Linked DNA regions of Mus musculus: region 1 is linked to region 2. Evidence: chromatin contacts called from ENCODE Hi-C data. All regions are on one chromosome and are shown on one strand. The core of a region is the stretch at or near the end of the contact, and the rest is flanking DNA. Distances in the headings are between cores, read along the strand shown. Region 1 holds the start of 3110040N11Rik (RIKEN cDNA 3110040N11 gene). Region 2 holds the start of Tm6sf1 (transmembrane 6 superfamily member 1).

Evidence for each region. Hi-C counts contacts between places; a loop is a spot of excess contacts on that map.
Region 1: a loop to region 2 is called in a map of heart, with 2.5 times the contacts of the local background. The contact joins the promoter of 3110040N11Rik here to the promoter of Tm6sf1 in region 2. A Hi-C loop is called at or near these places in 10 of 37 maps with a recorded cell type or tissue (gastrocnemius, heart, left cerebral cortex and 1 more).

The regions. Positions count from the first base shown.
Region 1 is chr7:81,788,052-81,790,921 of GRCm38, reverse strand. It overlaps 3110040N11Rik (RIKEN cDNA 3110040N11 gene), which reads left to right and starts at 1,467. Exons shown (of 5, transcript NM_026077.4): 1 at 1,467-1,567; 2 at 2,346-2,472. The coding sequence starts at 1,538.
Region 2 is chr7:81,857,631-81,860,471 of GRCm38, reverse strand. Tm6sf1 (transmembrane 6 superfamily member 1) reads right to left here and starts at 1,471. Exons shown (of 10, transcript NM_145375.4): 1 at 932-1,471. The coding sequence starts at 1,023.

The DNA of each region.
Region 1 (2,870 bases), core at 218-2,717, 70 kb after region 2:
AACCACGGCATTTATCCTTCCTACATGCCAAACAAACCCTTAACTCCATTGTCAAATCTAAGATCAAGTCTTAAGAATTTTACATTGGGTTTCTGCCATTTGGATTACAAACCCCTGTTCTTTCCATTGGGGCAAGTGGCTGTGTGACAGATTGACCTGAGGCGGGGTCCTGTCCTTTCTAGCTGGTGATGAGGTACTCTAGAGGTACCTGTGGAGAAGGCTGACGGTTCCTTAGAGGACATTGCTTCCCCCTCCTTTGCCCATCCAGGCACCATCAGAAATACACCAATCCGTGTTCCTCCCCTGATAAAAACTGTCAAGTCTCTAGAGCAGTGGTTCTCAACCTTCCTAATGCTGCAACCTTTTAATACAGTTCCTCATGCTGTGATGACTCCCAACGGTAACATTACTTTTGTTGCTACTTCCTAACTAATTTGGCTACTGTTATGAATCGTAATGTAAATATTTTTAGGGCATCATGATTTCACCTCAAAATTCATCAAATTACTACAGTATAGTTTTGGCTCCACTTTGTGCCTCTATTTGTAATGTATTTCAAAAAAGGTGTGGTGTGGTTTAACACCTGAATCACCTGAGTCTTAGGCTTTAGCCACTTTCTCACAACACACCACTTAACGTGTCATGTGGAAAGGGTGTCTCTGGGAGAGTAAAATGAGACATCCCATTCTGATCCCAACCTTTAGTGGCTGTTTTCAGCACTCACATTCCAGTCTCACCTGTTTGTGAATCTGAATGCTGTCGCCCTTTGACATTTGTCACAGTCTCTGTCCTCCTCCTTAACTCCCCTCTCACTGGCACAGGTCACTGATAATTTGGTTATGTATTCAGGTAGCTCCTTAACTATTCCACTTGGATGTCTCCAATCATTTCAAACTTAATGTACCCTGAAAACTCCCCCTCGGACTGCCACAACTGCTAGCCGTAGACTCGGGCATCTTCAGTTAATCTTTTCCCCATCTCAGATTATTCAGGTCCCAAAGATCCTCAAAATGGTAACAAGCCATCTCCCATTTAGGTAGCAGATCTTCCTACCTCTGGGCATATACCATCTATACATTCTAACCTTATTGGACAAGGCCAGTCCCTAACTTTAGCACTTGCATTGATTTGCCTCTGCTTCAGTTTCACGAACGGTTGTATTCAACTCCACAGTGGATCTCCTCTCCTTGCGCACTGCCCTGTGCGAATTGCCATGGTGCCGCGTTGGGCAGGCGAGCACCGAGGCTGGCTGCTCTTGCCAACCCTAAGGATAGGTGACAATTTTCCCTCTGCTGGCAAAGATGGCTCACCAATGGATCACACCCTGAGGCTGGCAGGTTGCAAAGGAAGGAAAACAGTGCCATCTCGGGGCGAGGTGGCACTCTTAGGTGCCGGCCGACGCGCCTGCCGCTTCCGCCCATGACTTGCGCAGGCGCACAGAACTCTTCCGCCACGCTGGCGCCTGCGTGGTTGGGATGCTGCTGCTTGCTGTAGGTCGGTGTGCTTGGCCTCTGTTAGACTCCTGTGTGGTTCCACAATGCCTAAGAAAGCCGGTGCGACAAGCAAGGCCAGTGGCAAGCCTCGTGTTGTGGAGAGGGTGGGCCACGGGGCTACACTGGCGGGGAACAGACGCAGCGCCTGGAGGGCGGAAGACCTCCCTTCGGGTCCAGGTCTGAGACTTCCTGGGTCGCACATTAGCTCGCCCTAAGGATGAGTAGGCTCCACTGCGCACCCGCTGACCACCGTCTTTGCTCTCTCACTCTGAGGGTTACACTTCCCGGCAGGCTGTGCGTTCTGCCTCCCTATGGTGGCTGATCGCTTCCTTCTGTCAATGAGACTGCACTCCCTCCCCTAATATCCCTTTGTTTTCTGTCGCTGTGATCCCAGCCCCTTGAAGTCAGGGAGTTTGAATCCTTATTCCTCTTCATACCCGCTGTCCGCATACTGCCCTGGAAGTTGTTTTCTGTTAAGTTGTTAGATGGCATTTAAATACCAGTCGTCGTTCTTTCTGCAATGGACTCCTCACCCACTCTTGAGCGTTAGGATGCATTGGCTATAAAGATGACTAATAAATGCCCCTTCTCTTGAGAAATAGAAACGATAAAGTAGACTGTGGGAACAAGTCCTAAGCTAGCCAAGAGATCTTAAGTAGAACACATACCTACACAGAGACAGCCCCACCCCACCCCCCTCTCTGTCTCTGTATGTTGGATCATGAAGGGATGTGGGAGGAGCACGGTGGTGGCTAGTTTCTGCATGTAGGCCCAGTTTAGTGAAGGTGAGGGTAGTGATGGCTCAAAATAACTGAAGTATTTTGTTACCTGTGAAATTGTGTGTCATTTTAGGGTAAAAACCAAACCAAAGAACCAGAGACAGCACCTCCTGCTGCAGGGCCTGTAGCAACTGACCCTAAAGGTTTTGTCACCATAGCCATTCATGCCAAACCTGGCTCCAGACAGAACGCTGTGACAGGTACGTCTGAGCACTGGGTGGGATTTGGATGTGGATAAAGCAGCGTTTTCATCTTATTTTTGCCTTGTTATCTAAAAGCTTATCCTGTAACTGTAAATGGTATTTTTTATGTCTGCGTTTAGAAGCTTCTCCATCTAAACATTCTATAGTCTCATATAGAGGTATTTGAAAGAAAATGTACAATATTTAATACCAAATCAGATGGAATCTGTGTATCTTTTCCTTTTTAAAAATGTGGTATTTTGTAGATGGGCCTGGTCATATATGCCAATAATTCACAAGTACTTAGTTAGGAACTGAGGCAGGAGGTCAGCTAGACTACAACAAGACCCTGTCTCTAAACAATAAAATGTTTAGGAAGGACACATTAGGAAATCTATGTATAGCTTAGACTATTC
Region 2 (2,841 bases), core at 222-2,721:
AGGCCAAGCACAGGGGCAGCCTGTGTCTAAGGGAGCGTCGCAGTGCTCACTCATGCCGTCTGGATGAGGTGACCTCAGCAGTGAGAGAAAACCATTGACTGTGTGCATACTCCGCTAGCAGTCTGGAGGTCTGGCACGGGCTGCAGGGTATAGATTGATGCAATTTCCTTAGCACCAACTGCTATGAAAAGCACAGCCAGTTACTTCCTCCTCCAGCAGCCCACAATCAACTTCAGCAGGGCCACCGCTGGCGCCTTTCCACTGACCACCCAGGCCTTCGGCTGCCCATGGGGGCTCGTCAGTCAGTGATCCCTTTAGAGAAGTGAAAGCCAAGACTGGGACCCAGAGCCCTTACAGAATTCGTCGGTTCCTTAGCATTAAACTGATCACTGAACCTTTGCTCCTGGCCAGCATCGAACCTCTATCCCTTTCACAGCGCCCTTGCACAAAGTTCCCACAAGATCCTTGAGGTGCAAAGACAGACCAGAACACTAAAGCCAGGTCACCCTGTTAGTAGCAAAGGCTCAGAAAACCATGGTTATTTCTGTTAGCCGCTCACAACAGTTTCTAAAATTATAAAATGGTAAGTATGTGAAAGTCCATACAAGGAAAGCGTTCCTTTCAAATAAGGCGGTTCGTGCCTTCCGTGTTGCTCTGCACCCCTCTAGTGTCTGAGAGCCTCGGAGGCAGGGGCATTTCGGTATTGACCTTGGTAATATCAGCTACCCACCCAGTACTGGCAAAGAGCAGGCGCCCAGCTCTCAGACCTTGAACTGCCCTAGCCCAGTTTGAGGACCTAGGGCCGGGTGACCCTGGTGCCTCCCTCATGCTGCGGGCGTGGCGTTTCTGGAAGCTACCCAGTCCCAAAGCCGCGGTCCCAAACCCGCGGAAAAGTTGCGGGCTCTTGTCTACCCCGCGCGCGCTCACTCACTCGTGCTGGGCCGCCAGGTGGTTGAAGATGTAGGTGACCGGGATGGCTGAGAGGGACAGCACAAAAACCCCCGTGGCCGCAGAGGCACTCATTGCCACCTCCGGGTCGCTCTTCTTTCACCGCATCGCGCCGGGGGTCCCCTGGCTCAGCTTCCGGCGGCGCCGCGCCCCTCGCCGCTGCCCTTCCAGGCGGCCCCCGGCCGCGTCTCCTCTGCGCGTCCCCGTCGCCCGTAGCTGCCCGGCGCGCACAGAGAGAGGCACCACCCGGGTGCTCTAGGGCCGCTGTACGATCCCCAGAGGCGTCCCCACCAGGCTCCTGCTAACGAACGCAAGGGCTCAGCAGCCACCGCGAGGAGACAAGCGCCCCAGGACGCTTGCTTTAATGGGAAAAGGAAGGGCCCGGCGAAGGACGCGGGTCACAGATGGGAGCTGGGCATCCTCGAGCTGGAACGGAGCTGGGCTGAGCCAAGGGCCAGCAGAGGGTGGAGCCAGATCTGAGGGTGTCAGAGCCCGCAGGCCCGCGAGATCGGCTCAGAGACCTGTGGGGACAGATGCTCCTGGAACAACACTGTGCCGCCCTCCCACCCCACCCCCCGCGCGCACCCCTTCCCTACACACAGCTGCCATCAACGTCCGCAACCAATGTTCCAGTGCCAAGTGGAAATATTTGTTTTCCACCTTGGTTGCTCACTCACCGCCCCTTGACCTTGATCAAGTTACTGAAACATTCTGTATCATTTCTCTGTGAAATGGGAATAACCTGCTCCCTCGTATGATTGTGGAAATCGACCGAGTTAACAAGCGTGGAGTGCTTGCCCTGCACTGCTCAGCACACTGGTCTGTCTCCTGCTCCCTTTCTTTTTTTGTAGCAGAACTGACCCTCAGAGGAATGCCCTGATGTAAGACACTGAGGCAGCGTTCATTCCTTGCCTGGAGTGTTTTTGGAGGCCAGGTTACCACCGGCTAGCCTGGCAGGTCCTGAAGATTAGGGCTCTTCGTGGAATATTCCCAGACGTCTGGGTGTAGAGCATGAGAGTGCCGCCCAAAGAGCTGCTTGAGCAGGGTGTGCTCAGGAAGCCCCCTGGGCCTGAGTCCTGTTGGTATGGCCCCAGGGAAGGGAAAAGAAGTGGGCTCCGGAGCAACAGTGGGGGCAGCAGAGTGCGCGCCTTCCTGTCTTTAGGTCAGAGGCTTACAGGTCATTTGGCTCATTTTCAATGTGAGGAAAATGAACCTGCACCAGGACAGTCGGTTGTTCCAAAGCCAGCTCTCCTACTATCTGCCCTCCCTTTTCTTGAAAACTCAGCCAACAATGGGCACAAAAGGGTAAAGACTGTCCAAACGGCAGCATCTCGCAAAGCTTCTCCCAGAAGTCTCAGTGGGAACCTGGACATCGCTCACGATCTTCCATGATCGCTCCTTGCCTTTACCACCTCCTTCATTCCCCAAAGCGCCTTCTCTCCTCCAGGCCATCTCCTAGGCCAGTTTCCCAGCCAGTCCAACCTCCTCCACATCCCACACCGAGCTGCTTTAGCCGTCTGCGTGTATCCTGAGTCTCTCGGGCTGCTCTGAATCTTTCTTGTCTACCTAGACACTTGCTGCATATCATTTCTATTCCTTCTCATCCATGCTTGGGCTTTTTTAAAATTCAGAATCATATTTATGGAAATAACTTAATAGAGGCTGGGGGTGTAGTTGATCGTGCTTGCTTTGTGTGCACAAATCTTAAGGCTCTGTCCTCGTGCACTTCATGAACTGACTTTGATGGGGGCTCATCTGAAATCCCAGCACTAAGAGATGGAGGCAGAGGGAGTCCCTGGTTCAAGGTCATCCTTAGCTACCCAGCAAGTCTGAGGCCGACCTGGGATATATGAGATTCTGTCTCAACTAACAAAAAGGTACCGGGAAATGCCA